Linked DNA regions of Homo sapiens: region 2 is linked to region 1. The links are chromatin contacts, found by Hi-C or POLR2A ChIA-PET in ENCODE. All regions are on one chromosome and are shown on one strand. The core of a region is the stretch at or near the end of the contact, and the rest is flanking DNA. Distances in the headings are between cores, read along the strand shown.

Evidence for each region. A loop is a pair of places that touch in the nucleus more often than their neighbours do. ChIA-PET counts read pairs that join two places held with the same protein, here RNA polymerase II (POLR2A). Pooled maps may share reads with other maps.
Region 2: a map of PC-9 shows a loop between it and region 1 (8-fold over the local background). The contact joins two enhancer-like sites. A Hi-C loop is called at or near these places in 6 of 168 maps with a recorded cell type or tissue (B cell, CD4-positive, alpha-beta T cell, Calu3 and 3 more), 3 of 37 single-sample maps with no recorded cell type and 9 of 50 pooled maps. POLR2A ChIA-PET finds 5 or more read pairs at or near these places in 19 of 52 experiments (A549, A673, AG04450 and 16 more).

Annotation. Positions count from the first base shown.
Region 1 is chr20:47,389,164-47,394,776 of GRCh38, forward strand. The region is part of intron 2 of LINC01754 (long intergenic non-protein coding RNA 1754); the gene reads right to left. Among named protein-coding and RNA genes, the nearest start is that of LINC01754, 20 kb to the right of the region's middle. RefSeq lists enhancers at 2,855-2,984, 3,155-3,344, 3,605-3,654. Within about 2 kb of position 3,573, at least 9 of the 41 ENCODE cell types and tissues checked have a DNase peak (open chromatin) inside an H3K27ac peak, as active enhancers do; they include B cell, OCI-LY7 and PC-9, where a contact is called at or near this core.
Region 2 is chr20:47,431,823-47,437,435 of GRCh38, forward strand. No RefSeq gene overlaps it. Among named protein-coding and RNA genes, the nearest start is that of LINC01754, 22 kb to the left of the region's middle. Within about 2 kb of position 2,514, at least 4 of the 41 ENCODE cell types and tissues checked have a DNase peak (open chromatin) inside an H3K27ac peak, as active enhancers do; they include B cell, OCI-LY7 and PC-9, where a contact is called at or near this core.

The sequences.
Region 1 (5,613 bases), core at 2,323-4,822:
TCCACCTCCCGGGTTTAAGCAATTCTCCTGCCTCAGCCTCCCAAGTAGCTGGGATTACAGGTGCATGCTACCATGTCTGGCTAATTTTTATATTTTTAGTAGGGACAGGGTTTCACCATGTTGGCCAGGCTAGTCTCGAACTTCTGACCCCAGGTGATCCACCCACCTCGGCCTCCCAAAGTGCTGGGATTACAGGCATGAGCCACTGCACCTGGCCTAATTTTTTAATTTAAAAAAAATTATTATTATTATTATTATTTTTTGAGACGGAGTCTCGCTCTGTCACCCAGCTGGAGTGCAGTGGCATGATCTCAGCTCACTGCAACCTCTGCTTCCTGGGTTCAAGCAATTCTCTGCCTCAGCCTCCAGAGTAGTCAGGATTACAGGTGTCTGCCACCATGCCTGGCTAATTTTTGTATTTTTAGTAGAGACGGGGTTTCACCATGTTGACCAGGCTGGTCTTGAACTCCCAACCTCATGATCTATCTGCCTTGGCCTCCCAAAGTGCTGGGATTACAGGTGTGAGCCACTGCGCCTGGCCAATTTTTTAATTTTTATATTTGTTTGTAGAGATGGGGGTCTCCCTGTGTTGCCCAGGCTGGTCCTGAACTCCTGAGCTCAAGCAATCCTCTGGCCTCAGCCTCCCAAAGAGTTGGGATTACAGGTATGAGTCACTGTGCCTGGCCCCAGACTCTCTTCAGTGGCCTCCAAGTTCCTCCATGATCTTTTCCTGGCCTCTGATTTCATCTCATACATTCTCTGCCTTCTTCATCATTTTGTTCTCCAAGAGTCTATCCCCTGCCACGCCCACACCACCCCCACCACTGGCACCTCTTGAATTTCTCAAACTAAGATTCCTTTCCAATGGCATATTGCGTGGGATTCTCTCTTCCAGTATCTGCACATGGCCAGTTTCTTTTCATCCATCTCAACTTAAACATCACAGGTAGATGCTTTTGTGCAAACACAACCTCCCTGTCCACTCTGCCCCACATCCACATGTGGCCTTGTCATGTGGCCACGCCTAGCTGCAAAGAAAGCTGGGAAATGTAATACTTAATTGGGCAGCTCTGTGCTTCCTTTTAGTCACATCCCCCAAGGGCAGCACTATCTTGATTACTCACCGTGACATGCGATTTACATTTACACAAATAGCCTCCGGTTTTTTTTTTTTTTTTTTTTTTTTTTTTTGAGACGGAGTCTCGCTCTGTCGCCCAGGCCGGACTGCGGACTGCAGTGGCGCAATCTCGGCTCACTGCAAGCTCCGCTTCCCGGGTTCACGCCATTCTCCTGCCTCAGCCTCCCGAGTAGCTGGGACTACAGGCACCCGCCACCGCGCCCGGCTAATTTTTTGTATTTTTAGTAGAGACGGGGTTTCACCTTGTTAGCCAGGATGGTCTCGATCTCCTGACCTCATGATCCACCCGCCTCGGCCTCCCAAAGTGCTGGGATTACAGGCGTGAGCCACCGCGCCCGGCCGCCTCCTGTTTTTTTTTTGAGACGAGTCTCGCTCTGTTGCCCAGGCTGGAGTGCAGTGGCGCGATCTTGGCTCACTGCAAGCTCCGCCTCTCAGGTTCAAGCCATTCTCCTGCCTCAGCCTCCCGAGTAGATGGGACTACAGGCGCCCACCACCACGCCCGGCTAATTTCTTTTTTTCATTTTTAGTAGAGATGGGGTTTCTCCATGTTAGCCAGGATGGTCTCGATCTCCAGACCTCATGATCCACCCGCCTCGGCCTCCCAAAGTGCTGGGATTACAGGCGTGAGCCACCACGCCCAGCCAGCCTCCTGTTATTTATACTTACTCTTCACTCTGTTTTGAATATCTCTTTTACTCCAATGCTGATGAGTTCCTGTCACCTGGATTCCAGGACTTGCCTCAGATCCTAGCCTTCCAGAAGCCTAGTTTCAGCCTTTTTTTTTTTTGAGACGGAGTCTCACTCTGTCGCCCAGGCTGGAATGCAATGGTGTGATCTCGGCTCATTGCAACCTCTGCCTCCCAGGTTTAAGCAATCCTCCTGCCTCAGCCTCCCTAGTAGCTGGGATTACAGGCGTGCACCACCACGCCCAGCTAATTTTTGTATTTTTAGTAGAGACAGCGTTTCGCCATATTGGCCAGGCTGGTCTCAAACTCCTGACCTCAGGTGATCCGCCCATCTTGGCTTCCCAAAGTGCTGGGATTACAGGGATGAGCCACCACACAAGGCCTCCAGCCTTTCTTTTGAGTCAATAAGCTACACCATATTCTACCAATATTTTTACTTGAGTCAGCAGTGGTTTCCTACACCTGCAACTCAAGAACTCTAAGGGTTACTGCCTCCATTGTTTGTTAAGGCACCACAAGACTTTGCTGAACTGTACATAATGCTTTAGGTCAATAAAATAATCATCATCATAATGACAACTGAGGAGAAAGTCATGATAATATCAACCTATTGAGCACTATGGTTTTTTTGTTTTATTTTGTTGAGACAGGGTCTCTGTCACCTAGATTGGAATACAGTGGTGTGATATTAGCTCACTACAACCTCTGGCTCTTGAGCTCAAGCCATCCTCCTGCCTCAGCCTCCCGAGTAGCTGGGACTATAGGCACGTGCCACCATGCCCCGCTAATTTTTTTTTTTTTTTAAGTAGAGACGAGGTCTTGCTATGTTGCCCAGGCTGGTGTCGAACTCCTGGGCTCAAGCTGGGCTCAAGCTATCCTCCTGTCTCAGCCTCCCAGTGAGCACTATATTAGTTAGCACATAGATTCTGTACAAAGATCAAGAGAGAACAGTCTACTTTATTTCCCATTTAGTAGTCCATCTATAAGGGGTTGAGAGCTATTTGGGTGGCTTCCTGTTCTCTGGCTGGGCCCCAGGCTCCTCCTATCTTGTTGCTCAGTGTCCTCAACACATGGCTTCCACCTTAGGGACCAAGAGAGTCACTCCAGCTCCTGCAGGAAAGAAAGGAAGAGAGAGGGAGGGCACTCTCTTTTCCATTTATGGTCTTGGTCCAGGAAGTTGCCTGCATTACTTCTGTTCCCATCCCATTGGCCAGAACCTTGTCATGTGGCCACGCCTAGTTGCAAAGAAAGCTGGGAAATGTATTATTTAATTGGGCAGCTCTGTGCTTCCTTTTAGTCACATCCCCCAAGGGCAACGCTATCTTGATTACTCACCATGACATGCGTTTTACATTTACACAAATAGCCTCCTGTTACAGAGTTCTTTGGTTTTTGTTTTCACTCTGTTTTGAAGATCTCAACACGGGTCTCTGTAAATATCTAGTCCATTTCTTCGGCTTCCCCATCTTCTGTGCATTCACCACATTTTACCAAAGTACTCTCCTAGCAATGGCCCCCATATGGCCGCCTCCACACACATCACTGCCTCTTCTCCCCAGGAAGGAGATGCCGGGGCATAGGCTATGTGGGTGCAAAACACTGCCAGGTTGCTCTCCCACATAGCAGCTGCCAGCCCACACTCCTGCCAGGTGCATGTGGGGGTTCTATAGTCCCATAAAAGGTATTTTATTCATTTTTGTCATGTCTATAGTTGGACATCTGTTGTTTTTTGCATGGCCAGCATCCATTCTTCTTTTTTTGGTCACTGTGCCCTAGCATTCTTTTGGGAAACTACCTTTTCCGTCATTCTCAATCCACGTGATTCAGATGGGACTGAATCTCTTACTTACTGGTGTGACCAGGTGATGACACACTGGCCAACAACCATCTAGCACCTCCCAATCAATCCAGTGAAGGCATGTGACTCAAACTGAATCAAATTAGAGCCAGGTCAGGACTCTCACTGGAACTGTTGGGAAAAGGGCTTTCCCTTTCTCTGTGGGTGGTTAAGCTAGAGTGGGTAGAGGCCAAGACTGCTATGATCTCAGGGTAGAAGCTACCTGAGGGTGAAGCAGGCCTCCACAGAAGAAAGTATAGCTGAGAGATGAAGAGTGAGGGTAATTCTCATACTGTGAGAACCAACCATGCCTGAAGGCGACTTGCACTAGAGCTTTTATAAGTTACATAAGTTTCATAGAGTTACATAAGCCAATAAATTCCTTATTTATTTATTGAGACAGAGTCTCATTCTGTCGTTTACACTGGAGTGCAGTGGTACAATCTCAGCTCACTGCAACTTCTGCCTCCCAGGTTCAAGTGATTCTCCTACCTCAGCCTCCCAAGTAGCTGGGATTACAGGTGTGTACCACCATGTCCAGATAATTTTTTTATTTTCAGTAGAGACGGGGTTTCGCCACGTTGGCCAGGCTGGTCTCACACTCCTGGCCTCAAGTGATCCACCTGCCTCGGCCTCCCAAAGTGCTGGATCACAGGCGTGAGCCACCATACCCAGCCAAATTCTTTTTTACACAAGCCAATTTGAGTTGGGCTTAGGTCACTCAAAAGAAGTCAGACTAACCCCACCCATCCTGGTGCTAGGCATACAGTAGGTCATAGGACAAATGTTTGTTTTTTCTTTTTTTGGTAAAGAAAGGCAGACTTATTAGAGAAAGTATGAAGATACACTGCATGAAAGCAAAGGGCAGCACAGCAGAGAAGGGGCTGTCTGCAAATGTTTGTTGAATGAATGAATGAGCCCATGTGTGGGAATAAATGAGACATGACAGACAGCTACCCAGTGATGTGTAAATATCCACAGTGAGTTATCCAGGAGTTCAGGTGAGGAGCACAGGCTTACTTATTTTGCTAAATATGAATTCTAAGGCTAAACAAGACACATGTGAGCTCATTCACTCATTGCACTCCAGTTTTGTTCCTTTTGCTTTCAGATAATCAGATCACGACAGGCGCCGGCCATCACACCTGGCTTATTCTTGTATTTTTAGTAGAGATAAGGTTTCATCATGTTGGCCAGGCTGGTCTCGAACTCCTGACCTTAGGTGATCTGCCTGCCTCGGCCTCCCTAAAGTGTTAGGATTACAGGTGTGAGCCACCACGCCTGGCTCTAAAAGGGTATCTTTTTTTTTTGAGGTGGAGTTTTGCTGTTGTCACCCAGGCTGGAGTGCAATGGCATGATTTCAGCTCACTGCAACTTCCACCTGCCAGGTTCAAGTGATTCTCCTGCCTCAGCCTCTCGAGTAGCTGGAACTACAGGCACACGCCACCACGCCTGGCTAATTTTTGTGTTTTTAGTAGAGACAAGGTTTCAATGTGTTGGCCAGGCTGATCTTGAACTCCTGACTTCAAGTAACCTGGCTGTCTCGGCCTCCCAAAGTGCTGGGATTACAGACGTGAACCACTGCACCCAGCCAAGAGGGTATCTTAAGACCCCACTACATTCCCCCTAGAGGAATAGAGACTAGATAGGCACCACAGGACCCTCTATTCTGCAATTTTCTAGGTATGTTTTATTTTGAGCTGATTTTTATGAAAAGTGAGTACTGAGAAATCCTGAGTGTGGATATTAATCCCATACATCTTACAATGATTTAAATTAAAATTAAATTTGAATTTTTTTGGTCTTTTACTTGAGTATTTGTAAAAAGTAATAAATGTATTTCATTTTAAAATTACCAGTGTTCAGTCCAGGTGCAGTGGCTCACACCTGTAATCCCAGCACTTTGGGTGGCCGAGGCAGGAGGATCACTTGAGGTCAGGAGTTCGAGACCA
Region 2 (5,613 bases), core at 1,264-3,763, 42 kb after region 1:
GCCCTCAGGTGATCCTCCCACTTCAGCCTCCCAAAGCATTGAGATTAGAGGGGTGAGCCACCATACCTAGCCCTGTGTATTGTATCTTAAAAGGAAAATGTAATTATGGATTTATGGTATATTTTCTTTTTTTTTTGAGACGGAGTCTCACTCTGTCACCCAGGCTGGAGTGCAGTGGCGCAATCTTGGCTCACTGCAAGCTCCGCCTCCTGGGTTCACACCATTCTCCTGCCTCAGCCGCCTGAGCAGCTGGGACTACAGGTGCCCACCACCACGCCCAGCTAAGTTTTCTGTATTTTTAGTAGAGATGGGGTTTCACCATGTTAGACAGGATGGTCTCGATCTCCTGACCTCGTGATCTGCCCGCCTCAGCCTCCTAAAGTGCTGGGATTACAGGCGTGAGCCACCGCGTCCGGCCAATTTATGGTATATTTTCTTGCATTGAAACTGGAAACTCTTGCAACACATAAGTACATTATTCAACTTCCAGTTATTCAAGAAACACTCTAATTTTTTTAGCCATCATGTATTGCATAAAAACAGTGGGAGAGTTGATCAATTACTCACTGTTTATTTAAAGCTGTGGTTTAAACACTTTCTGTATAGTATCTCTTTATTGAAGGATTGTTGAGAGAGCTGGAATTACCTCTGTCACTCATCTTTGTGCTAAGAAACCCTGATGTGTGTTTTGTATTGGTTAGTTTTTGCTTCTCTACTGATGAACAGGATCTGATCAAGTTGAGCTTGCAGTAGAATAATTCACAGAAAAGTGCAGGGTGCGGTGAGTCACGCCTGTAATTCCAGCACTTTGGGAAGCCAAGGTGGGTGGATCACGTGAGGTCAGGAGCTCAAGACCAGCCTGGCCAATGTGGCGAAACCCCGTCTCTACTAATAGTACAAAAGTTAGCCGGGCATGGTGACGCGTGCCTGTTGTTCCAGCTACTCAGGAGATTGAGTCAGGAGAATTGTTGGAACCTAGAGACGGAGGCCGCAGTGAGCCGAAATCGCTCCACTGCACTCCAGCCTGCGCGACAGAGCAAGACTCTGTCTCAAAAAAGAAAAAAGAAAAAACAAAAAAGAATAATTCACAGAAAAGTTAAGAAAGGTTATCTATGGCCTCTTAATCTTCCTGATCTGAAACGGCAACTTGGGGTAAGGGAAGAATGTTGAGGAAGTGGAGCATAAAAAAAAAAAAAAAAGAGGAAGAAGAGAAAGAGAAGAGGGAGTGAGGGGGAGAGAGAGTGAGGAAGGAAGGGAAGAAGGGAGGGAGGGAGGAAAGAGAAAAGGAAAGAAAGAAGGAAGAAAAAAGGAAGGAAGAGAGAAAAAGAGAAAAGGTTGGTGTCATAAATAGTGTAAATATACTTAATAAGCAAGTGAAATCAAAGGCTGAGTAGTACGTCATACTGATGTCTAGTATTTTAAAATTTAGGCTGGGCACGGTGGCTCACACCTGTAATCCCAGCACTTCAGGAGGCAGCGGCGGATGGATCACCTGAGGTCAGGAGTTCGAAACCAGCCTGGCCAACACGGTGAAACCCTGTCTCTGCTAAAAATACAAAAATTAGCCAGGTGTGGTGGCGTGCACCTGTAATCCCAGCTACTCCGGAGGTTGAGGTAGGAGAATCGCTTGAACCCGGGAGGCGGAGGTTGCAGTGAGCCAACATTGTGCCATTGCACTCCAGCCTGGGAGACAAGAGTGAGACTCAGTCTCAAAACAGAAAAAAAATAAAAAACATTTTTAAAAAAAAGGAAAAAGGAGAAAAATTTGGACACAGAGACATGGACATACAAGGGGAGAAGGCAGGTGAAGATGTAGGCAGAGCATGGAGTAATGCATCTACAAGCCAGGGAAAAACAAAAATTGCTGGCAACCTCTAGAAGGTACAGGTGGCAAGGAAGGAATCTTCCCTAGAGGTTTAGAAGGGAGTCCAGCCCCGCTGACACCTTGATTTTGAGCTTCTAGTCTCTGGAACTGTGAAAGAACATGTTTTGGTTGTTTAAAGCTACTAAGTTTTTGGTAATTTGTCATTGCAGCCCTACGATACAAATATATTCACAATAAAATAAATGAAAATTAAAATTATACTGACATGCCATTTTTAACCCGCCACTTAGACAAAGATCAAAAAGCCTGATAACAGACTAAGTTAGAAAATGTGTTGGGAAATTGATTGCTTTTATTTGCTGCTGGTGGGAGTGAATGTAAACTGATATAATCTCTAGAAATTACTTGACAATTTCTATCAAAATTACAAATGCACATATCTTTTGACCCAGCAATTCTGCTTCTAGGATTTTCTGACATTGGAGAAAGTTGCATACGTGGACAATTGCACATGGACACGTTATGTATCACAGCACTCTCTGTAACCACAGACATTTGGAATGAACACTAACTGTTCATTGTCAAGCGATGTTTGAGTACACTGAAGAACATCTATACTTGGAGTCAGCAAACTTTTTACATAATGGGCCAGAGAGTAAGTACTCTAGGTTTGCAGACCCAGAGGGCTCTGGTGCAATGACTCAACTCTGCAGTTGTAGCTCAAAAGTAGTCATACAGGCTGGGCACTGTGGATCACGTCTGTAATCTCAGCACTTTGGGAGGCTGAGGCGGGTGAATCACCTGAGGTCAGGAGTCCGAGACCAGCCTGGCCAACATAGTGAAACCTCGTCTCTACCAAAAATACAAAAATTAGCCGGTGTGGTACTGGACACCTGTAATCCCAGCTACTCGGAAGGCTGAGGCAGAAGAGTTGCTTCAACCTGGGAGGCAGAGGTTGCAGTGAGCTGAGATCGCACCATTGCACTCTAGCCTGGGCGACAGAGCGAGACTCCGTCTTAAAAAAAAAATGTAGTCATATATCATACATCATATATAAGTGAATGGGCATGGTTGTGTTCCAATAAAACTTTATTTACAAAAAACAGGCAATGGCCAGATTTGGCCCATGAGCCTGTTTGCTGATCCCTGATCTATTCAATGGAATATTATGAGCTGAAAAATTAGTGAGGTGGCTATGTTCTGCTCCACAGTGACTTCCAAGATTAAGTGAAGAAAGCAAGATTCAGAACAGTATGGATTTGTCAGAAAAAAATATATAAATTTATATAAAGAATTATTTGTATATTCACAGGCAATGTCTGGAAGTATCCATAAGAAAGTGGACCCATTACTTATTTCTGGGATAGGAAACTGGGTGGCTCAGTGTCTCAGTGGGGAAGATATTTTCCTTTGTGCTTTTTGAATTCTGAACCAAGCTGAAATTATTACCCATTCAGAAAACAAAATAAAAATGTGAAAAGGTAAGCAAATTTATTTCCCTACCACATACTTTTTCTTTGCAGGGCCAGTGAGCACAAATGGTTTTTAGTTCCGTTTTTGTTTGTTTGTTTGCTTTTAATAGAGATGACATCTCACTTTGTTGCTTGGGTTGGTTTCAAAAAGGCAAATTTTTCTTCTTTCTTTTCTTTTTTTTGGGATGGAGTCTCGATCTGTTACCCAGGCTGGAGTGCAGTGGCACCATCTTGGCTTACTGCAACCTCTGCCTCCCAGGTTCAAGCAATTCTCCTGCCTCAGCCTCCCGAGTAGCTGGGACTACAGGCATGCACCACCAAGCCCAGCTAATTTTTGTATTTTTAATAGAGACGGGGTTTCACCATGTTGGCCAGGCTGGTCTCGAACTCATGGCCCCAGGTGATCCTTCGGCCTCAGCCTCCCCAAATCCTGGGATTATAGGCATCAGCTATCACACCTGGCCGGGTTTTCACATTTTTGGATGGTTGAAAACAACCCCAAAAAGAATAATATTTTGAGAAGGGGGTGGGGGAAAAAAGAATATTTTGTGACAAAAGAAAATTATGTGAAATTCAAATTTCAGTGTCCACAAATAAAGTGTAATGGAACACAGCCCTGCCTATTCATTTGCATTCTGTCTATGATTGCTTTGCCTTACACTGGCAGACTTGAGTCATTGTGACGGAGAGCCCATAAAGCCTAAAATATTTATCTGGTCCTTTACATAAACAGTTTACAGATTGTTGTTCTAGATTAAAGAACAAAACAATCTTTCACATGCTTCTACAAATAGAAAGTTCATATTTAATATTGAATGACCATTCCATGAGGACTTTAAAAAATGAAATGGCTTATGAAGAACTCAAAATTAAATTGTGAATTTTCTTGCTTCTTCTTAGAGAATATTTTAAAAAGCTGTGGCCTCTAAACAAAAATAAAGCACTTATCCCATCTGTCTGGGTCTCACTGTGCACCGTGTTGGTGAGGCCATCAGAATGAAAATGTATCACAACCCACCTTCCCCTTTATTTTTATTTCTTATTTTATTTTATTTATTTATTTTTTTGAGACGGAGTCTTGCTCTGCCACCCAGGGGCGCGATCTCGGCTCACTGCAAGCTAGGCCTCCTGGGTTCACGCCATTCTCCTGCCTCAGCCTCCTGAGTAGCTGGGACTACAGGTGCCCGCCACCACGCCTGGCTAATTTTTTTGTATTTTTAGTAAAGACGGGGTTTCACCGTGTTAGCCAGGATGGTCTCGATCTCCTGACCTTGTGATCCACCTGCCTTGGCCTCCCAAAGTGCTGGGATTACAGGCGTGAGCCACTACGCCTGGCCTTATTTTTATTTTTAATTTATATATATATATATATTTTTGGGGGGGGGGGCAGGGACAGGGTCTCACTCTGTTGCCCACACTGGAGTGCAGTGGCGTGACCTGGGCTCACCACAACCTCCGCCTCCCGGGTTCAAACGATTCTCCTGCCTCAGCCTCCCGAATAGCTGGGATTACAGGTGCGTGCCACTGCTGCCGGCTAATTTTTGTATTTTTAGTAGAGACAGGGTTTCACCATGTTGGCCAGGCTGGTCTTGAACTCCTGGGCTCAAGTGATCCTCCTGCCTCAGCCTCCCAAAGTGCTGGGATTACAGGTGTGAGTCACTGCATCCGCCCCTCCCTGTCCCTTATTTGACAGAAAATTCAAAGTACTTGATGTTAACAAAAAGCTGAGATGACCTGGAATTGCTTTTAATTTTTACTAAGAATGAATCAAAGCTTTCTGTTGTTGTTTTGATGGTGGGAAGAACACACTTGTGCCTTTTTTTTTTTAAATCACCGATAAAACAAGGATACAAGGAAACTCTGCCTTCTGAAAGTTTTGTTCTTGGTTTATAAGAGACAATAAACCCACATAAAAAGTTATGTAATAAGAGGACAGTCAATAACTATGTTTTCAACCTTTTCGGCAATGATCCACAGTAAAATATATGTTTTATACTATGACTCAGTAGATACATATATACACACACAAAAAAATAAAAATATGGGGCTGGGTAAGGTGGCTCACACCTGTAATCCCAGCACTTAGGGAGATCAAGGTGGGTGGATTGCTCGAGCCCAAGAGTTTGTGACCAGTCTGGACAACATAGCAAGACCCCGTCTTTACAAAAAAATAAAAAAAACTAGCCAGGTGCAGTAGCATGCCAGTGGTTCCAACAGCTGGGGAGACTGAGGAGGGAGGATCACCTGAGCTCAGGAAATCGAGGCTGCAATGAGCCATGATCATGTCATTGCATTCCAGCCTGGGCAACAGCAAGA